2 separate regions of the Homo sapiens genome follow, and region 1 is linked to region 2. A link is an interaction called in ENCODE POLR2A ChIA-PET data of the cell type or tissue named here. Cell type or tissue: PC-9. All regions are shown on one strand.

What was found. ChIA-PET counts read pairs that join two places held together with the same protein. Peaks named below come from ENCODE experiments on the same cell type or tissue, not always from the same donor. Only the 100,000 strongest peaks of a DNase experiment are listed, where the experiment ranks them.
Region 1: POLR2A ChIA-PET joins it to region 2 with 6 read pairs; 2 of 35 experiments call an interaction of 5 or more read pairs at or near these places.

Annotation. Positions count from the first base shown.
Region 1 is chr3:127,777,420-127,782,419 of GRCh38, reverse strand. MGLL (monoglyceride lipase) reads left to right here. Exons shown (of 8, transcript NM_007283.7): 3 at 525-631. Among named protein-coding and RNA genes, the nearest start is that of MGLL, 43 kb to the left of the region's middle. In PC-9, no CTCF peak of the experiment used is centred here; DNase peaks (open chromatin) are centred at 829 and 2,449; H3K27ac peaks cover 1,367 bases.
Region 2 is chr3:127,876,798-127,881,797 of GRCh38, reverse strand. All of the region lies in intron 3 of LOC107986129 (a long non-coding RNA gene), which reads left to right. Among named protein-coding and RNA genes, the nearest start is that of KBTBD12, 36 kb to the left of the region's middle. In PC-9, no CTCF peak of the experiment used is centred here; no DNase peak of the experiment used is centred here.

The DNA.
Region 1 (5,000 bases), 99 kb after region 2:
AGCTCACAGGAAGAGCAGGGATTTGGGCTCCATTCTGCGTGACTCTGAAGCCCCGCATTTTAACAGCAAACTCCTCTTATTTGACAATGCCTGGAGCCCATGGTGTGGCTCCTGGTGTTGCTGAGGTTTTGTAAGCTCTGGTACTGCTGCAGCACAGTGGCAGCCATCTGGGCGTTTCTTTTCTTTTCTATTTTTTTGGAGACAGAGTCTCGCTCTGTCACCCAGGCTGGAGTACAGTGGCGCCATCTCAGCTCACTGTCATCTCTGCCTCCTGGGTTCAAGCAATTCTCCTGCCTCAGCCTGCCGAGTAGCTGGGATGACAGGCGCATGCCACCACTCCCGGCTAATTTTTTTGTATTTCAGTAGAGGTGGGGTTTCACTATGTTGGTCAGGCTGGTCTCAAACTCCTGAGCTCAGGCAATCCGCCCGCCCCGGCCTCCCAAAGTGCTGGAATTGTAGGCATGAGCCACCGCGCCCAGCCCCGTGTGGGCTTTCCTAACCAGGCTCCCTTCTTGTCTCTGCAGGGCCCTCATCTTTGTGTCCCATGGAGCCGGAGAGCACAGTGGCCGCTATGAAGAGCTGGCTCGGATGCTGATGGGGCTGGACCTGCTGGTGTTCGCCCACGACCATGGTGAGTGTCCCAGGGTGCCGTCAGAGCTGGCTGGGCCCTGACAATTTGGAGATCTCCCTCTCTAGTCCATCTCACTGCCAGCATCCTTCTCAATTCTTCTATTCCCCACGGATGTTTCAAAGTAAAAAAATGTAGTTATGCAAACAAACAAAAAAAATGTCTGACGAGCAGATTCTGTAGTCTGAGACTGAATGCAGGCTGATTAGAAACCTCAACTGGAAAAACAAAGTCGGATATGTTCATCTCAGAACTTGCCTGAGGCTAAGGAATTCTTTCCTGCATTTATAAAGTGCTTTCTCTCAAAATGGGCCCTGGTTTTTCTCCAAGTGCCCTCAAATGGGCATTGTGTAGTCAGTTCAAGTACAGTGTAAACCCTGGTTTAACCACACGAGGTTTACCAAGCATTTCAGACCAGGAGAATAGTAGAAGCCTCAACAGGCCATATTGTTCACAAGAAAACCCAACACACACACAAATACAAGGACACACAGCTACCCATGCATATAGTCATACACACATTTGCACACATACACATATACATACACATGCACACACATACACACCTGTACCTATACACATACACGTAAAACACACATACACACATACATACACATGTGCACCTACACATTTACACACATATACACACATTCACACATACATATAGACATATACATGCATACATAAACATACCATCCATACACAATCACACACACACAACCCCAGGCCAGGTCTTTGATTCTTTGTTCTGTAGCAAAATCCACAACCATCAAAATCCAATGTTCATTGTCTGAGTCGGTATGTAGTTTTGTAATCATGTTTGCAACATTCTCTATGGCTAGGAAGTCTCCCAATTTAGTTCTTTGCCTAACACTTTTTAAAATTAAGACTTCTCTGTGACTGAACACGGTGATTTCCCCACAGCTTCAATGTAAAATTCTATCATTGTGGCCCAGATCCAGAAATGTTGCTTCCATTTTATCTGATTTGAAAATGGATAATAATTAAGTGATGTCTCTGAAAAGAGGGACAGGGGAGCAATGACAGAGGCCTGGAAGTCCTTGTAAATGCGGGAAAGCCTTATCTGTACGGAGAAGCTGCACAGGAGGTGAAAAGCTTGCTGGGACATTCTGTAGGTAAAGAGCTGCAAATGTGATTTGCCAGGGGCTCTTATTCAGCTGGATATACACAAGCGTCCTCATAACTGACAGTATTGACTAATTCTTTCTTATCATAGTTGTGACGTTCTTTAGTGCTTTGCGAACTGTCCCAGTAATATTTGTGAGACTGTTTGAGAAATAATATTTGAGGATCATCTCCGAGGCTTTTAGTATGGGGACTGTGTCATTATTAACTTTGGCACTTCTTACATGTAAAAGCCTCAGATAGGAATTTTTTTTTCCTATTGCATTTGCATCCTTTAAAATTTGTTACACTCATCATCGTTATGTTCTAGAGACATTGTGAAGGAAAAGGATATTTGTACTATGCAGCTAGAGTCCCAAGAATCTATTTTGTATCTTAGCACCAACCACCTTCTTATCGGATAAAACTTGGCCAAATCTGTGGGATTAAGTAAATGTTGTTCCTTGTTTATTTTGTCTGGCTGTGGCACTTTGAGAAACAATTTTAAAAGCCTCCTTTTTTAGAATAAAGGGAGAAAAGAAACAGCCCACCTTTTGATGTTTCCAGAATAACATCTAGAGTTGAGGCAGAGCTCTCTGTGACATTCTAAATATAGTGCGAAAATGGCTGTTGGTGTTCACCTGTTTCAAGCTCTTTGAATGACTCATGGAAATCTCTCTGGCAAGTGCCTAAGGGAAGTGTTTAATTCAGGAAATGAACCCAGTTGACTGTGCGTGTGTGACTTTTGCTGTGGCTTGCTTAGTAGAAGGAAGCCAAGTAAGTGGGCTGCCATTTTGGGGATCTTGTGCAGGCTGGCGATGCAGGTACTGGTGGCTAGTGATCTTGGCTGTATTTCCTTCTTGCTGAGAAATGTGCTAGTAAGTGAAGAAGGAAGGATTTGAACCCAGGTCAAACCTTCTTTAGAAGGTTGGGGAGGGAAAGGAGTGAATGGATGCTAAATCTGACGCTAACTGATTTTACTAGCTTGGATCTCGTTGCTCAATGCATTATAGTATTTCGCTGTTCAGCATTTTAACAGCAAATCCTCTTATTTAATAAGGCCTGGAGCCCACAGTGTGGCTCCTGATGCATTGCTGAGGTTATGTAAGGTCCTGCGCCGCTGCATTACAGCCACAACTGTCTAGACTTTTCTAAGAAAAAAAAAAAGGCTGGTTCTAAAGCCTGGCCTTTTTTATTACTGTACACCAATGTTTCCAGGCACAAATGCCTACAGAGATATATGCAGACTGCATTCTTTCCAACATAGCTTTTATTTTATTTTTTTACTTTTTATTTTTTTGAAATGGAGTCTTGCTCTGTCGCCCAGGCTGGAGTGCAGTGGCGTGATCTCAACTCACTGCAACCTCTGCCTCCCGGGTTCAAGCGATTATCCTGTCTTAGCCTCCTGAGTAGCTGGGACTACAGGCGCCTGCCACTATGCCCGGCTAATTTTTGTATTTTTGGTAGAGACAGGGGTTTCACCATATTGGCCAGGCTGGTCTCGAACTCCTGACCTCAGGTGATCCACTCTCCTCGGCCTCCCAAAGTATTGGGGTTACAGGCGTGAGCCACTGCACCCAGTCCAACATAGCTTTTAAATTTAAATAAAGCAGGCAAGGTGCAATGGCTCACACCTGTAGTCCCAGCACTTTGGGAGGCTGAGGTGGGAGGATCGCTTGAGGCCAGGAGTTTGAGACCAGCCCAGGCAACATAGTGAGATCCTGTCTCTACAAAATAATTTTTTTTAATTAGCTGGGCCCCATGGTATATACCTATAGTGCCAGCTACTTAGGAGGCTGAAGTGGGAAGATCACTTGAGCCTGAGAGTTCAAGGCTGCAGTAAGCCATGATCACACCATTGTACCCAGCCTAGAGGAAAGAGCAAGATCCTGTCTCAAAAAGAAAAAAAATTAAATAAAACAAATATTAGGAGAATGTCAGGACATTTATTGTGCCCATTGGAGGTACACTGAAAACTAAAAACGGAGCTGAAAACACTGCTGCAGGGCCCATGGCACCTCCAAGGCTCCAACATCCAAACCTCCCATGTCTTTAGCCATGTTGTCATCTGCACTCCAGGGTGTCGCTGGAAGCATGCTACTGCACTTTCATCCCAGACAGCAGAAGGGCTCAGACACTAATACACCCAGTCCAGGGTCCACTCAACAGGGAGTCCAAGCCGTGTGATCTGCACCTTGTTTAACTATCCCCAGTCTTAATTTTCTCATCTACAATGTAGACTGGCTGCTGTGCTGTGTACCCAGGTGGGCGTGACCCCAGGGCTCTGAGCAAGACCAGCAGGACTGAGGCTGGGAGTTAGGGGGTTCTTGTCCCCGTGTGGTTGCCCTGAGCGGGCTGGGTCACCCCTCAGGCCTGCACAGGCCGTTCTGAAGATACAGTGAAGCAATAGATAGGAAAATGCTTTACAAAGTAGACAGAGCTGCCTATGGTGGTTTCACTGCCCGGTTTCTATGACACGATTTATGGAAACACTGGCTTCTGTAAATCTGATGCTAACTGATTTTACTACCATGGGTCTCATTGCTCAATGCATTACAGTATTTCACTGTTCAGACAGAAACCTCTAGGCGCCGCGGTTGTGGCAGTCTGGCTGTGTCTCCAGCATGCCTGGTAAATTGGTGGGCTCAGAGTCATGTTCAATAAGCATCTAATTTAACTTTGTTCTCCATGTTAACCTCAGAATTTGTACAAAATGAACTCATGGGTTTGAATGGCTTGCCAGCAGTGAAAATTGTGATTCCTGCCATTTATTCAGTGTCAACTGCATGCCAGGCTCTCTACTGGGCACTTTTCTCATATGATCTCTAATTTCTCACAACAATTAATCTTATTTTCCCCATTTTATAAGTGAGGAACGTGTGGCTGTATATTCAAGCAGATCCATTCTCATTGCGCATGTGTTAGCAAAGGGAAGTTTTGTCTTCTTCCAGGGCACGTGATGTCTGAGGCAGGTGCAAGGACTCCATGGCACCATCAGTGCCCAGGGTTCCATCTGTAGTTTGCTCAGCTGGTACTACTTAGCATGTGGCTTTCATCTGTGTGGGCACTACCTCCAGCCTCATGTTCTAACAGGTAGAGGAAGCAGGAAGTGACAGAGAAAAAGGGCTGGGCTCCTATCAGGAAGGCAAAGCTTACTTAGAAATCCTGGCAGGCTCTAGCCCCACTGCATTGACCAGTGCTGTTCACAGGGCTCTGCCTAGCTGCAAGGGAGGCAGGAACTGTAATT
Region 2 (5,000 bases):
AGTCAAGCCATAGACCTTGGTGGGCATCTCTGGCATTTAATTAAAACCCCAGAAAGGTCATTTCATTAAGAGTAAGAACCATGCTATAGAAGTAAGGGCTGTGCCTGATGACTAAGGGAAACATTGAAATAGACATGTCGAAAAGCCCAGCCTCAGCAAAATTGAAGGGATCCACCAGACTCCCTGAACAAAACTCAGCCCGCTTTAGAGAAAGGTAACAAAATTCAGAGTTTCTAGGAGTCACACAATGTCTGGCATATGCTGAAAAATCAGTTCTATGTGTGAAGAAGGAAAAAAATGTGATGGTTTATCAAAAGGAGGAAAAATGATCAAAAGAGACAGACTCAAAGGTGAACTAGATGTTGGAATTAGCAGAGAATAGTCTTTAAATAATTGTTATAAATATGTTAAAGCAGAGGTCCCCAACCCTTGTGCCACAAACCGGTACTAGTCCATGGCCTGTTAGGAACGACGCCACACAGCAGGAAGTGAGTGGCGGGCAAGCGAGATCTGTATTTACATCCACTCCCCCTCATTCACATTACTGCCTGAGTTCCACCTCCTGTCAGATCAGTGGTGGCATTAGATTCTCATAGGAGCATGAATCCTATTGTGAACTGCACATGGGAGGGACCTAGGTTGCACTTTCCTTATGATAATCTAAAGCCTGATGATCTGAGGGGAGCTCAGGCAGTGATGTTAGTGCTAGGGAGTGGCTGCAAATACAGGTTAACATTAGCAGACAGTTTTCACTGCACAGAGACCATAAGACCACAATAAATCCACTGCTTGCAGGCTAATATCAAAACCCTACCAGTGAGTGGCAAGTGACAATTAAGCTGCAATTGGTGGCTGGCAAGTGAGTCAATATACTTCAGTTGTACAGCTGCATCTGGTGGCCTTAAAAGTATGTTTGAGACAACTTCAAATCCCCATATGTTCTGGATTAAAGTCAAGGCGGAGTATCCTGAGATTGCCACAAAAGCACTGAAAAACCTGCTTCCATTTCCAGCATCCTCTGTTTGTGAAGCAGGGTTTTCTGCAGTGACAGCAACCAAAACGAGATACTGGACAAAATGAGAACAGACTGGACATAAGCAACACACTTCAGGTATCTCTTCTCCCATCACCCCCAGATGGGACTATCTAGTTGCAGGAAAACAAGCTCAGGGCTCCCACTGATTCTTTGTTATGGTGAGTTGTATAATTATTTCATTGTATATTACAATGTAATAATAATAAAAAAAAGTGCACAATAAATGTAATGTGCTTGAAACATCCCGAAACCATCCCCACCCCCACCCTCATCAGTGGAAAAATTGTGCCAAAAAGGTTGGGGACTGCTGTGCTAAATAACTTACTGGAAAAAGTTGATGAAATGATGGAAAATTTTAGCAGAGAAATTGAAACTCTAAAAAAGAACCAATTAGAAATTATGGAACAGAAAAATATCTGAAATGATGAGCTCATCAGAAGGGCTTAACAGCAGACCAGACACAATAAATGAAAGAATAAGTAAACACAAAACAGATTGTAGAAATTACCTAAGTAAAGCATGGAAAGGAAAAAGAATTTCAGCTGGGTGCAGTGGCTCACGCCTGTAATCCCAGCACTTTGGGAAGCCGAGGCTGGTGTATCACCTGAGGTCAGGGGTTCGAGACCAGCCTGGCCAACATAGTGAAACCCTGTCTCTACTAAAAATACAAAAATTCGCTGGGTGTGGTAGCACATGCCTGTAATCCCAGCTACTCAGGAGGCTGAGGCAGAATTGCTTGAATCTGGAAGGCAGAGGTTGCAGTGAGCTGAGATTGTGCCATTGCACTCCAGCCTGGGAAATATTAAAGGAGGTTCTTCAGGGTCACTATGCATTGAATGTTTGTGTCTCCCAAATTCATATGTTGAACCCTAATCCCCAATTGGATCATATTCAGAGGTGGAGCCTTTGGGAGGTGATTAGAATTAAGTTAGGTCATGAGGTTGGGGACCTCCTGGTGGAATTAATGCCCTTATAAAAAGAGGAAGAGACATGAGATCTCTGTGTGTAAATGCACAAGGGAAGGCTGTGTGAGGGAGGACATAACCTGGAAGAGAGCCCTCACCAAGGACTCAGTGTGGCTGGCACCCTGACCTAACTCCAACCTCCAGAACCGTGAGAAAATAGATTTCTATTGTTTAAGCCCCCCAGACTATCGTATTCTGTTATAGCAACCCGAACTAAGACAAGGGTGAGGATAAAAGATCCCAGTTGGAAGCCCATATCTTCAAGAAGGAATGAAGGCCACTAGAAGCAGAAATGGTTAGATAAATAGAAAAGAACAGTTCAAAAAATACATTTTAGAGCCTACTGACCACTTGAAATAACTAATAACAGAGTATGGGTGGATTTATATAATATGTAGAGGTAAAATATATAATACGTAACCTAAAGGGGAGTGAGTGGTTAAAAGAAATTAAACTGTTGTAAGTTTCTAGCATTGTACATGAAGTTGTATATCAACTTAAGGTAGAGTATGATAAGTTAAGGAGGCATATTATAATCCCTAGAGCAACAACTAGGTATAAAATAAAGAGTTATTACTAATTGAATGCAAAAGATAAAAAGGAATAATAAAAATGCTTGATTAATTCAGAAGTCTGGAAAGGAGAAACAATGGATGAGAAGGGACAAGTGGAAACAAAACAGAAAGATGGCAGACTTACACCCAACCATATGAGTAGTTCAAAACGTAAATGGAATAAACACACCAATGAAACAAGAGAGTTTGTTTGGACAGAAAAAAGAAAACTTGACCCTATAATGTTTACAAGAGACTATCTTTAAATATAAGGATACAGAAAGGTTAAAAGTAAAATAATGGAAAAAGAAACAGTATAAGAAAGCAGATGCAGCTATATTAATATCATTGCTATACTGATATAGCTGATGACCTACATTAATATTTCCAGGGAGAAGGGTGTGCTTTTCATCCTTATGATAAAGAATAATGATAAAGGGTTAATTCTTCAGGAAGTGTTAACTGTCCTAAAGTGTATTCACCCTGTATGCCTCAGTAATTTATAGAACTAAGATTTTAAAAAAGTCAAATTCACATTATGCCATTTCTCTTTCAATAACTGATAGAATAATAAGCAGACAAAAAATGGATAAAGATATATAAGATTTGAACCACACTATAAACCAATTTGAACTAATTGGTCAAAATTTGAGAACATTATACCCAACAACTGAAGAATATGTATTCTTTTCAAATGGATATGAAACATCACCAGAATAGATCATATTGTGGACCATAAATAATTTTGGATAAATGTCAAAAGTTTAAAATCAAACAGAGTGTGTTTCTTAACCACATGGGAACCAAGCTGGAAGTCAATGACAAAAAGATTATCAGATAAGCTCCAACTGTTTAGAAATGAATCTACATAATATATGGGTTTAAGAAGAAATCACAAGAGACATTAGAAAACGTTTTTAACTGAATGATAACGAAAATACAACAAATAAAAAAATTTAGGATGGCTCATGCTTGTAATCCCAGGGCTTTAGGAGGCTAAGGTGGGAGGATCTCTTGAGTCCAGGAGTTCAAGACCAGCCTGGGCAACATAGTGACACCCTGTCTCTACCAAAAAAAAAAAAAAAGAAATTAGTTGGCACAGTGGTACATGCCTGTGGTCCTAGCTACTCAGAAGGCTAAGGCAGGAGGATCATTTGAGCCCAACAGTTTGAGGCTGCAGTGAGTCATGATCATGCCACTGCTGTCTAGCCTAGGCAACAGAGCGTGACCTTGTCTCTTTAAAAATATATATATATATTTATATATTATATATATTTTATAATATATATATAAATATATATTATATATAATAATATTTTTATAATATATATATAAATATATATTATATATAATAATATATATATTATATATTTTTATATATTATATATGTTTATATATATAATATATATAAATATATACATATAATTTTTATATATAAAAATATATATATATTTAAAAAGAAGGAAGATTTAAAGCCAGTAATTCAGTTATACCCCCAAGAAGCTAGAAAGAGAGGAACAAGCTAAACCACGGAAAAGTTGAAAGAAGAAAATAAAGGGCCGGGTGTAGTGGCTCACGCCTGTAACCCCAGCACTTTGGGAGGCCGAGGTGGGTGGATCACCTGAAGTCAGGAGTCCGAGATCAGCCTGGCCAACATGGTGAAACCCCATCCCTACTAAAAATACAAAACTTAGCCAGGCATGGTGGCAGGCACCTGTAATCCCAGCTACTCGGGAGGCTGAGGCAGGGAGAATTGCTTGAACCCAGGAGGCAGAGGTTACACTGAGCTGGGATAGTGCCATTGCACTGCAACCTGGGCAACAGAGCAAGACTCTGTCTCAAAAAAAAAAAAAAAAAAAAAAAAAAAGAAAAGAAAAGAAAGGGAAGATGAGGGCAGAAGTCAATGAAATGAAAAAAAGACAAACAATAGAGAAAATCAACAGAAACAAAAGTTCTTTGAAATGACTAATATAATTGATAAATTCCCTCATAACATGATAGAGAGAGAGAGAGATTAAGGGAGAAACAAACAAATCAAATTATCAATTACCAACATCTCCAATGAAAAGGGGGGCATCACTGCAGATCTTAAAGATATTAAAAGGATAACAAGGGAATATCATGAATGTATTGGAAATGGAGAAAATCCTTTGAAAAACACAACTGCATAAATCTGACAGAAGTAAAAAAAAATCTGAGTAGTCATATTTGCTAAAGAAATTAAATCTATAATTTAAGACCTTCCCACAAAGAAAACTTAGGCACAGATAGCTTCATTGGTGAATTCAACCAATCTTTTAAAGAAAAGAAATATATACCAAGCTTGCATAACTCTTAGATAAAAGAGGAAGAGATGACACTTTCCAATTCATTTTGTGAGTCTCCTATAACTCAGATACCAAAATCTGACAAGGACATTACAAAACAAAAACAAAACAAAACAAA